Regions from separate parts of the Homo sapiens genome. Here region 1 is linked to region 2. A link is an interaction called in ENCODE POLR2A ChIA-PET data of the cell type or tissue named here. Cell type or tissue: MCF 10A. All regions are shown on one strand. Each heading gives the region's core, and the rest is flanking DNA. Links, peaks and the distances in the headings are about the cores only. Region 1 has its middle 13 kb from the start of DUSP12. Region 2 holds the start of TRG-GCC4-1 (tRNA-Gly (anticodon GCC) 4-1).

The links. ChIA-PET counts read pairs that join two places held together with the same protein. Peaks named below come from ENCODE experiments on the same cell type or tissue, not always from the same donor. Only the 100,000 strongest peaks of a DNase experiment are listed, where the experiment ranks them.
Region 1: POLR2A ChIA-PET joins it to region 2 with 5 read pairs; 4 of 35 experiments call an interaction of 5 or more read pairs at or near these places.

What each region holds. Positions count from the first base shown.
Region 1 is chr1:161,733,798-161,739,177 of GRCh38, reverse strand. It overlaps the pseudogene RN7SL466P. Among named protein-coding and RNA genes, the nearest start is that of DUSP12, 13 kb to the left of the region's middle. RefSeq lists enhancers at 1-180, 2,968-3,077. In MCF 10A, for the core only: a CTCF peak has its summit at 254 (motif pointing right); DNase peaks (open chromatin) are centred at 257 and 2,367.
Region 2 is chr1:161,479,520-161,484,899 of GRCh38, reverse strand. TRG-GCC4-1 (tRNA-Gly (anticodon GCC) 4-1) reads right to left here and starts at 4,334; the gene lies at 4,264-4,334. In MCF 10A, for the core only: no CTCF peak of the experiment used is centred there; DNase peaks (open chromatin) are centred at 3,039 and 3,929.

The DNA of each region.
Region 1 (5,380 bases), core at 223-5,222, 250 kb before region 2:
TCATAGGCCAGGGCTCCTGCAGTCTCGTGTCCTTGTCCCTCACAGGCTTCATGTTCACAGCCCTCTCACAGAGGATCTCAAATCCCCTTACTGGGGCTACAGGGGTACTCCATGGGCAAGTCCCACCTGCTTCTATACCTTCAGGCTATCAAACCTTAAGGCTGCCTCCAATCCAAAATGATATTCTCAGGGCAGATGACTGCAGGAAGGGCTTGTAAATGCTCCTAAAAAGAAGCAGTGTCCACTAGGTGCCAGCATGAGCTTACCAAGAATGGTCTTGCCCTGATAGTCTGTTTTTTTGGTTTTCTTTTTTTTTTTTTTTGACAGGATGAGTAGACAGGCAGATTAGGGAAATGTTCATATACTGGGTACTTCCCTAGGCTTCTGGACAGACCTCCTTGTGGACAAGGGAGATAATTATGAGCTCAATATGAGAACAGTCAACTACTCAGCCTGGCCAATATGGCGAAACCCTGTCTCTACTAAAAATACAAAAATTAGTCAGGCATGGTGGCAAGCACATGTAATCCCAGCTACTCTGGAGGCTGAGGCAGGAGGATTGCTTGAACCCAGGAGGCAGAGGTTGCAGTGAGCCAAGATCGTGCCACTGCACTCCAGCCTGAGTGACAGATTAAGACTTTGTCTCAAAAAAAAAAAAAAAATACAAAAAAAATAGAGAGAGAACAGTCAACTAGGCTGGTAATTGGTCAAACAATCATACCAAAAGAGTACAACACAGATAGGTAGCGATCAAGAAATAGATTTCTAGTGAGATAGAGCTCCACCCAAATTTCTTTCATCTGCTTTATTCAATTTTTTAAAAAAGTAATTTTGATTAGAGCATAAAGATATGCTTACCTAATATGCATGTGTTACAAGCTGGGAGGGACTGTACTGGGATCAAAAATTGTCTTATTACATTAACAAAGACATAATTTAAAAGAGATAAATATAAGGTATAAGGTTTTGCATTTTGGTCCCCAAAATGAACTGCATAAACAAAAGTTGGGGAGCAAAGAGGTGTGCTTTAGATGAAAACAATCTCTCTGGTAAGTTTATAGGCAATAAGCCCAATGGGGCTGGAGAATATCACGAGTCCTGGAGAGGAAGCTATCTCGTTAGGCTACATTCAACTCCATGTAAATGGCTGGAGTTCTATTTCTATTCCATCACTATCAAGTCATTTCAGCTCTCTGGGTCTCAATTTCCTTTCTCTCAAATTAACAAGTTAGACTAAATCCCTAAGTCTTTTCCAGCAATAAAATTCTAGGACTAACCCCTTTGTTGTCTGTAGAGGTGGTGTCAACATCCACTCATTACCATCTCAAGTGCCTTTCTGAACTGCAGAGCCTGGAAATGTAAAAGGGACCGTGACTCCCCTGCAGTGAGGTGCTTGGTGTAATTTAAGTCTGGCCATTCAGAAGCCCTTATACAACACATGGAAGGTAAAAGTGAAGCGGAGGCTGTACTACTGCAGCTGATGTTGCTTCTGGAAACCTGGTTGAGAAAGATTTTGGTTTTTCTTTACCAGCAATAGTACCTACCTAGTGTCCAGGATCTAGCTTTGTGTTGCTAGGGGCAGGGCCCTGAGCATCCATTCCTTGGACCATAGAAGACAGGTATGGTCTTGGCACCGTAGCAATAGCAGTGTCTCTTCTATCGTGACTGTTTTCTTAATCATAGCAATGGCTGTGTGACCCAAGGCTGGCAAATTTCTGATCTCAGAAGAGGCAGCAACTCCCTTGTTGAACTGATATTGGGAAACTTTGCTGAGAACACAAACTACAGTCTGTCTCTTCATCTCTCCCAACCATTTTGTAAGCTATTAAATACTGTGTAATAAATTCCTTCCTCCTTAATCCAGCTAGAGTTAATTCTGTTCTCTGAAATTGAATCCTGATCAATATAATAATATACTTAAAAAGCTCTTTTTTAAAATAAAAGGCCTGGAAGAGTGCACATCAAATTGTTAAATAGTGGTTACATCTATAACCCACTGAGGGAGTGGGTGGGAGGATGGCAAGAAAAATAGGCTTAACATTTTTTTAATACAGTATGAAGTTTTCAAATAGACTATATTCATAATAATGTTTGAAAAATTAAATAAAGTGTAACTTGTATGTTAAAAGCACAATTCATTACCTGATCAAAATGTAGCTCTTTTATCTTTCAAAATCAATTTAAAATGTATTCAGTGTGGGTAATCCTCCCTGGCTCACAGCACCCTGCTACTCAAAGTGTGGCCCAAGAACCTTCAACATTGGCATCAATTAGAAGCTTCTCAGAAATGCAGACTCTCAGGCCCCACCCCAGACCACTGAATCACAATCTGCATTTGCCGTGGATATTGGCAAACTTTAATGTACACATGAATCACCCAGCGCCCTGGTGATTCATGTGTACATTAAAGTTTGCAAATAGCCATGATTTTTCTGCTTCTTTAGGTAATGGAGAGTCTTATAATGACTTTAGGCTACAAGTATAGTTTCAATTTCTAAATCAGGATGCCCATTCTAGATGTTAATCAGACCTCCAGTCTTTATCCAAAGGTAAGTCTGTCTTCTTACTTATCCATTTAAGGTGTTGACTTGGGGAAGGGACTTGATTGGTGTTTCTCTCTCTCTCTCTCTCCCTCTCTCTCTCTCTCTCCACATCCCCTCCTCCTCTCATTAGCGTCTGTTTGCTTCTCACGTAGGCCAAAGTAGGAGAGCAGAGGGAAGAAAGGGAGAATAGGTAAGGGAACAGAAAGTTATTTGGCTGAGCTGCTTTCTACTCTCTGAATTTGACAGGTGGCTAAAGCTAACTTGTTCTCCCATGAGCATTTTTGTAGACTTTTTGGATGTTTATTTCTGGGAATTGTTTCCTTAGGGTGTTGTGCTCAAGGCAGATGCATCTCTCCTCCAGGTGTTCCAGTGCACCTCTTTCCTCTGCCCCTAGGAATATAGATGCAACTCCAGCTTTTTGGTGCCTTTATCTGCCCCTCCTGGTGACCCTATAGTACAGGAACCAAGGCAACCCCATACTAGGTCTCTTTCTTCTTAATTTTATTGTTATTGTTTCTTTCTTTTTATAAAGACACAGTGTCTTTCTGTGTTGGCCAGGTTGGAGTGCAGTGGGTATTCTCAGGTGCTATCTCACTATTAGTCAGCACAGAGTTTTGACCTGCTCCATTTCTCACCCGGGCCATTTACCTCTCCTTAGGCAATCTAGAGATCCCCTGCTCCCAGGAGATCACCATATTGATGCCGAACTTAGTATGAATACCCAATGGGCATAGTGCACTAGAGCCCAGAACTCCTGGGTTCAAGCGATCCTCCTACTGCAGCCCCCTGAGGAGCTGGGACTACTGGCATGCACCACTGTGCCCAGCAAGCACTCTGTTTTTCATAGGCCACAGAAATATATATAGATGTGGCTCCTGGATCTTTTGTAGGGCTGGCTAATCCTAAAATAGGCTCTTCTATCCTACCACCATAGCTCACTTTAACTTTCTCAAGCCTAAGTCAGGCCCAGTTCCCTGTATCTCCCTACTGCAGAGAATACATTTCAGACCTACCTGGGTGATTCCATGGGTATCTTTCTCATTAGGCTTGAGAATGAGGAGGTAAGCTTCCCATGCCTCCCCACTATGAAGGGGAAATATGGCAAATAAATCATTTCACAGATCCTCTCTCCTCTCCATATCCTGGCCCCTTTTTATCCCTTGACATGATTTCAGAGTCCAAAAGTCAAGGAACAGATAGATCCTCAACCATTTCCTTTGTAAATTCTTCATATGATGATCCAGCTTCAGAATTTCATGTCCACTGTATCTTGAAATATCATTTCTGACATCCTGTCACAAGTACAATTGTTTAATTGTACAAAATAAAAATAAAACCCTGCCTTCCTGCCGTATTCTCCCTGGACACATCCATCTGAGGAACATGGTAAGTAAGTCATGGGTCCCAAATTTTAAAACTGGAGATATGCTATTTAAAAAACGAGTGGTTTGGGGGGACATGGATGAAGTTAGAAACCATCATTCCCGGCAAACTAACACAAGAACAGAAAACCAAACACCGCATGTTCTCACTCATAAGTGGGAGTTGAACAATGAGAACACATGGACACAGGGAGGGGAACATCACACACTGGGGCCTGTTGGGGGCTAGGGAGGTAGGGAAGGGATAGCATTAGGAGAAATACGTAATGCAGATGACGGGTTGATGGGTGCAGTAAACCACCATGGCACATGTATACCTATGTAACAAACCTGCACGTTCTGCACATGTACCCCAGAACTTAAAATATAATAAAAATAAAACAAAATAAAAATAGGTTAACAGCAAAAATAAAAATAAAAATAAAAAGGCCAGGATGGAGAAGGAATTCCAAATTTGAAAAAGTTAAAAACCCTGAGGAAAAAAAAATTCGAATGAAATAGTATACCTTTAAGAAAACATAGGCATGAGCTAAGCAGTGTCTTTAGTTATCTGAAGGCCTGTCAAGAGGGCCAGAAATTAGATTTGTTCTGTGTAACACAAGGGGGTACAGTGAGTAGAAGTTACAACAAAATCATTTTGCTCATTATAGTAAGGAAGAACTTTTTAATTTCTAGAGCTGTCCAAAGATAAGAGTGGGCTTTCCTTGGGAAGTAATGGAAGGCCACATTCTCACAAAAAGTCAAGCACAGCTGCGTGGCCACATGGCAGGAAAAATTTAGAAGCATCTCTTTTTTTTTTTTTGAGACGGAGTTTCATTCTTGTTGCCCAGGCTGGAGTGCAATGGGGAGATCTCGCTTCACTGCAACCTCCGCCTCCCAGGTTCAAGCAATTCTCCTGCCTCAGCCTCCCAAGTAGCTGGGATTACAGGTGCGTGCCACCATGCCCCACTAATTTTGTATTTTTGGTAGAGACTGGTTTTCACCATGTTGGTCAGGCTGGTCTCAAACTCCTGACTTCAGGTGATCTGCCCACCTCAGCCTCCCAAAGTGTTGGGATTACAGGCATAAGCCACCATGCCCAGCCTGAAGCATCTCAATAAATGGTTTCTTGGTTGAACTAAACAGTCTTTACTTTCCCCTTCAGATTTTTTGAGGACCTCCAATTCATCCTGAAAGATGTCCACCTTTAGTCTCTGGCCACATGTAGGACTATATGTAACTTTTTTTCCTAGACATTTTGAAGTTTGTTTGCCTAGAGCTCAGGATTTTTTATTTTATTTTATATATTCTAAGACTTTTTTAAACAATGTTTTAACATCTCTGAAATCATGATGTATCTAATAATTGCTGTCTTGTTATAGTTTTCATTGCTTATATGAACATTAAAATACCAGCATCAAAATTTACAAAATGGTGTAAGCAGCTTGGAGAAAATTTCTAGAGACAACAGTGAAG
Region 2 (5,380 bases), core at 210-5,209:
TCCCACTCCTTTACTAGGTAGAGACAATTTAGTTCACATGGCCACCAGCATCCTTATAGCCCCAGAAGAAACTCTTTGTCTTCCCCTGGTGGAAGCTAATATTAATACAGAAGTATGGGCAACTGAAGGAAGAATAAGGTCGAGCTTTAACCACTAGGCCGGTCCAGATCAACCCTAAGGATCCTACTTATTTTCCTAACCAGAGACAATATCTTCTAAAGTCAGAAGCTAGGAAAGGGCTATAAGCCATTATTAATAACCTGAAAATGCAGGACCTCCTCAAACCCTGTAAAAGCACCTGCAACACCCCAATATTAGGAGTACAAAAACCCAATGGGGAATGGAGAGTAGTTCAGGACCTCTGCCTCATTAATAGGCCATAGTCCCAATTCATCCAGTGGTCTCTAATTCCTATGCCTTGCTAACTCAAATACCTGAGGGAACTAAATGGTTCACAGTCCTAGATCTAAAGGTTGCCTTTTTCTGTATACCATTATATCCTAACTCTCAATACCTGTTTGTCTTCTAAGTTCTGGCCAAACAACCTAGTTAACATGGATGGTGCTGCCTCAGGAATTTCAATATAGTCCTCACTTGTTTGGAAAGGCACTATCAAAGGACCTCTCTGAGTTTTCTCATCCTCAGGTCAGGGTCTCACAATATGTAGATGACATCCTGCTCTGTGCCCCAACTGAGGAAGCTTCTCAGGAAGACACAGAAGCTCTTCTTAATTTCCTAGCTGACAAAGGATATGAGGTTTCAAAATCCAAGGTGCAGCTTTGCCAAACCTCAGTGAAGTACCTAGGTTTACTGTTGTCTGAAGGGACCAGAGCATTAGGGGTAGAAAGGATTGAACCCATTTCTTCCTTCCCCCTTCCTAAGACCCTCAAGCAACTAAGAGGATTTTGGTACATGACAGGATTTTGCAGACTATGGATACCTGGGTATGGTGAGATAGCTCACCCCTGATAACACCTCATAAAAGAAACTCAGCTGGCTAAAACTCATTTCCTGACCTTGGAACCTGAAGTTCAAAAGGCCTTTAACCAGCAAAAACAAGCCTTACTTAAGGCACCAGCCCTCAGCCTTCCCATAGGGAGGGCCTTCAATCTTTATATATTAGAAAGGAAGGGAATGGCACTGGGAATTTTAAGTCAAGCCTAAAGATCATCTCAACAACCAGTGGGCTACCTGAGTAAGAAACTTGATTTGGTAGCTAAAGGATGGCCAGCATGCCTCTGAGCAGTAGCAGCAGTGGTCCTACTGGTACCAGAGGCTACCAAATTATCCCTGGGAAATGGCAGAACTCTTTATACCTCCACGTAATGTAGTAGGATTGCTGTCCTCTAGGGGAAACCTTTGGCTAATGGACAGACGGCTCTTTAAATATCAGGCTCTGCTGTAAGAAGGGCCTATAATCCAGTTAAAAACTTGCTCTCACCTAAACCCAGCCGCTGTCCATCCCTAGGAAACTGGGAAACCTAAAGATAACTGTGAGCAAGTTGTGGTACAGACCTCTGCAGCCAGGGAGGATCTCAGTGAAACCCCTCTAGAAGATACAGATTGTACTCTCTTCAAGGACGGAAGTTCCTTTGTGGAGCAAGAACTCCATCAGGCAGGATATGCAGCAGGCACTCTAAATATTATGGAACGTGTGTCTTTCTCTCTCCAGGCACAAGCACACAACTAGCTAAACTGATATTTCCTACAAGAGCACTAGAATTAAACAAGTGAAAGGTAGCTAACATTTAAACTGACTCCACGTATGCTTTCTTAGCTCTTAATGCACATGCTGCCATTTGGAAATAAACACACTTTCTTAACACTAATGGCTGTACTTATTTTTCTTCCTGAGATAGGTTTCTAAGTATTCCCTTTTATCGACCTCCTGTCCAAATTCAGTTAGTTTCCCTTCTGGTTAATGATAGCCATCCTAGCTGGGATAAAATGACACCTCATCGTGGTTTGGATTTACATTCCCTGATGATTGGACATACTGAGCATTTTCTTCATATACCCGTTAGTTGGCCATTACTATGTGTTTATTGTACACATTCTAATAAGATTAGGTGGTGTGCATAGGTGCCAGCAGTTGCCTGTTTGCACGTGCGTCTGTGCCTATATTTGTGCAAGGCAGAGTTCCTGCATGTATGCAAGCTCCCACTTACAGTTGACAAGTTTAAGTTTCTCACCTATTCTGGATGTGAAAATGAATTTGAGAAGTCCCAAGAGTTAGACCAACCTGGCAACGGATTTTGAAGCACGGAGATACAGGAGCTCCTGGGGAAAACCCAACAGCCAAGCAAACCAAAGCATGTGTGGAAAGTCAGGGTTCAAGATAGATATCTAGGTGACATTTATTTCCCATTTCTTCACCTACTCTATCTTCTCTCCAAATGGCAAGGAACATAAGGAGATGGCACCTATCTGCAACACCTATATTTGCTGTGGAATTTCTTCCCATCCCCTCCTTGGAACAGATCAGCCCAGCTCTCCAACCCTCTATTTATCCCTGCATTGATCTTTTTGTGGGGCTGATTCCCTCACTAAAAAGCAGAGCTCAGTCGACTTACTGCCAAAACACTCTTTAGGGTCAAAGTAGACGCCCAACCAACTGCACAAACCTGTCCCGTGTCATTCGTGGGATCTTGGCACAGTTGGATCACCCGCAGAGACCAGACCCGATCAGGGATAGAGATGTTTGCCATCCCCACGGGAGGCTAGCTTGCTTGCCAGCGTGATGTGGGTGGATGTCAACGGGTGACAGTGATGGACGAAGGTGTCCATTCCTGTGGCCGGAGTCCACCCCACACTGGGGCAAGGGGCTGAAACCAAAGAAAGGACAGAAGCATGCCACATGCTGGGAGGTGGGAGAAAGAGTCCAGAGTGTCCAGGGGGTGCACAGGCTGACTAGCAAGATCTGGGACCGAGGCTGTCCATCCAGAAGGAGGTTGGTCACATGCCTAGGGCATTGGGGCATGTTCCAAACTGCCTGTGCTGGCTACCTGTGCGGTATGAGGGATGCCAGCTGGTGACACAACCTGAAGCAGCCCAGGACTGGGGGATGTGAGTCATGTGAGACAGGGTCATTGACTGCAAGAGGGAGAGTTGCCTGAGAGAGAGACACTGAGAGTGAGAGAGAAAAACAGAGAGACAGAGAGAGAGTGTGTGTGTGTGTGTGTTTGTGTGTGTGTCTGTGTGTGAGTGAAAGAGCAGATGGGGTGAGACAAAGGCAGGGGAGGGAGGGCTGAGCCTGAAGGCTGGATGGAACAGTACTTTTTCAGAGGGTTGGTCTGGGAAGGAATGAAGTCTGTGTGGACAAAGGGGACCCCCACCAGCGAGACTGGGATGCTGTTTGGGCTAGGCTGTCAGAGTATGGAGTGGGGCTGGGGTGAGGTGGCAAGCAGCCCAGGGTGGGAGAGACATCGTGACAGAGTGACTGGAGGCGACATCCCACGTCCCAAAGGGGTAGGGAATGCAACTGGACCCGAGACATAAGTAAGCCGTCTTCAGGATACACATTCACGTCTCAGGCATGTGTCTGGGGCTGAGATGAAAAGAGGTCCAAGGGAGAGAAACAAGGCAGCATCCTCGACTAAAGTGGTGGATTGGGGTTAGGTTGGGAGTTGTGACATGGCGGTGGTGGTGCCGACAGAATGAGGGGAGAGAGTGTGGAGTAGCTGGAACACGTTGAATATAGATGGTGCACATGCCACGTGCACACTCACGTGGTCGCGTTAAGGACTGTGTGACCAACTAGGGGAAAGTGATGAGTTACTCCCCAGAGTCGCGTCTTCCTTGCTACTGGAAGGGCAACCATGGCATCATTTTCTGGATGTGGGGAGCCAGCGAGAGGGAGAGAGAGAGAGAGAGAGAAAGAGGTCGAGGTGGTGAAATGTGAAGAGAAGAGGTGGGGCAAGTGGCTACAAGCCCTGTGGTGCCTGGCGGTATTCCTTGAAGTGAAATGCGTCAGGCAGAGGTGGTGGCAGGGCAATGAACAGAAACAGGACCAGGAGGCTGTCAAGGGCTGGTGTCTGGTGCACTATTGTGTTTGGAGGGATTGTTGTTACCCAGGTGGGGGGGTGGGGGAGAGCCTCATCCTTAAGTCAGTCAAGAGAGGCATGGAAGAAAGGGCAGAGGGGCGTCATGCGTGGGAGCGCAGCCAGTGCAGGACAAGCTCACGTGCCCCGAGTGTAAGGAGGCGGCAGAGGCGAACGCAGCTACGCCTTGGTGCTGCTGCAGCACCAAAATGGGAGGGCGTGCTGCATGGGCCAGGAATCAAACCTGGGCCTCCTGCGTGGCAGGCAAGAATTCTACCACTGAACCACCTATGCACTGATGGCAAATGCCAATGGAAGCTGTCACAGCAGAGCTCGCCACCAGCCACCCTTCACTGGTCACAACCTGCCATGGGCCTCCGTCCCATTGGAGCATCCACGAAAGACTGGCCCAATGTGGCGAGCAGAAGGGGAGGCTCTCGTCACGTTGAGGTACCTGGGGCACAGCACAGAGGGATAGCAGAGGGAGAGAGGCCGACTCGTCCCATCTTGTGCTTTCTCAGCTGCCCAGGGCCGAGAGACTGACCGCCGGGGTCGCCAGGGAAAGTGTGTCCAGAATTGGTGGGTTCTTGGTCTGGCTGACTTCAAGAATGAAGCCACAGACCCTCGTGGTGAGTGTTACAGTTCTTAAAGATGGTGTGTCCAGAGTTTCTTCCCTCAGATGTTCAGATATGTCTGGAGTTTCTTCCTTCTGGTGGGTTCGTGGTCTCTGACTTCAGGAGTGAAGCTGCAGACCTTCCCTGTGAGTGTTACAGCTCTTAAAGGCGGCACGTCTGGAGTTGTTCGTTCCTTCTAGTGGGTTTGTGGTCTCGCTGGCTCCAGGAGTGAAGCTGCAGACCTTTCTGGTGAGTGTTACAGCTCTTAAAGGTGGCGGCATGGACCCAAAGAGTGAGCAGCAGCCAGATTTATTGCCAAGAGTCAAAGAACAAAGCTTCCACAGTGTGGAAGGGGACCCGAGCGGATTGCCCCTGCTGGCTGCCCACTGCTGGCTTGGGCAGCCTGCTTTTATTCCCTTATCTGACCCCACCTGCATCCTACTGATCAGTCCATTTTACAGAGAGCTCATTGGTCCATTTTACAGAGAGCTGATTCATCCATTTTACAGAGAGCTGATTGGTCTGTTTTGACAGGGTGCTGATTTGTGCATTTACAATCCTTTAGCTAGACACAGAGTGCTGATTGGTGCATTTACAAACCTTGAGCTAGACACAAAGTGCTTATTGGTGCATTTACAATCCTCCAGCTAGACATAAAACTTCTCCAAGTCCCCACCAGATTAGCTAGATACAGACTGCTGATTGGTGCATCCATGAACCCTAAGA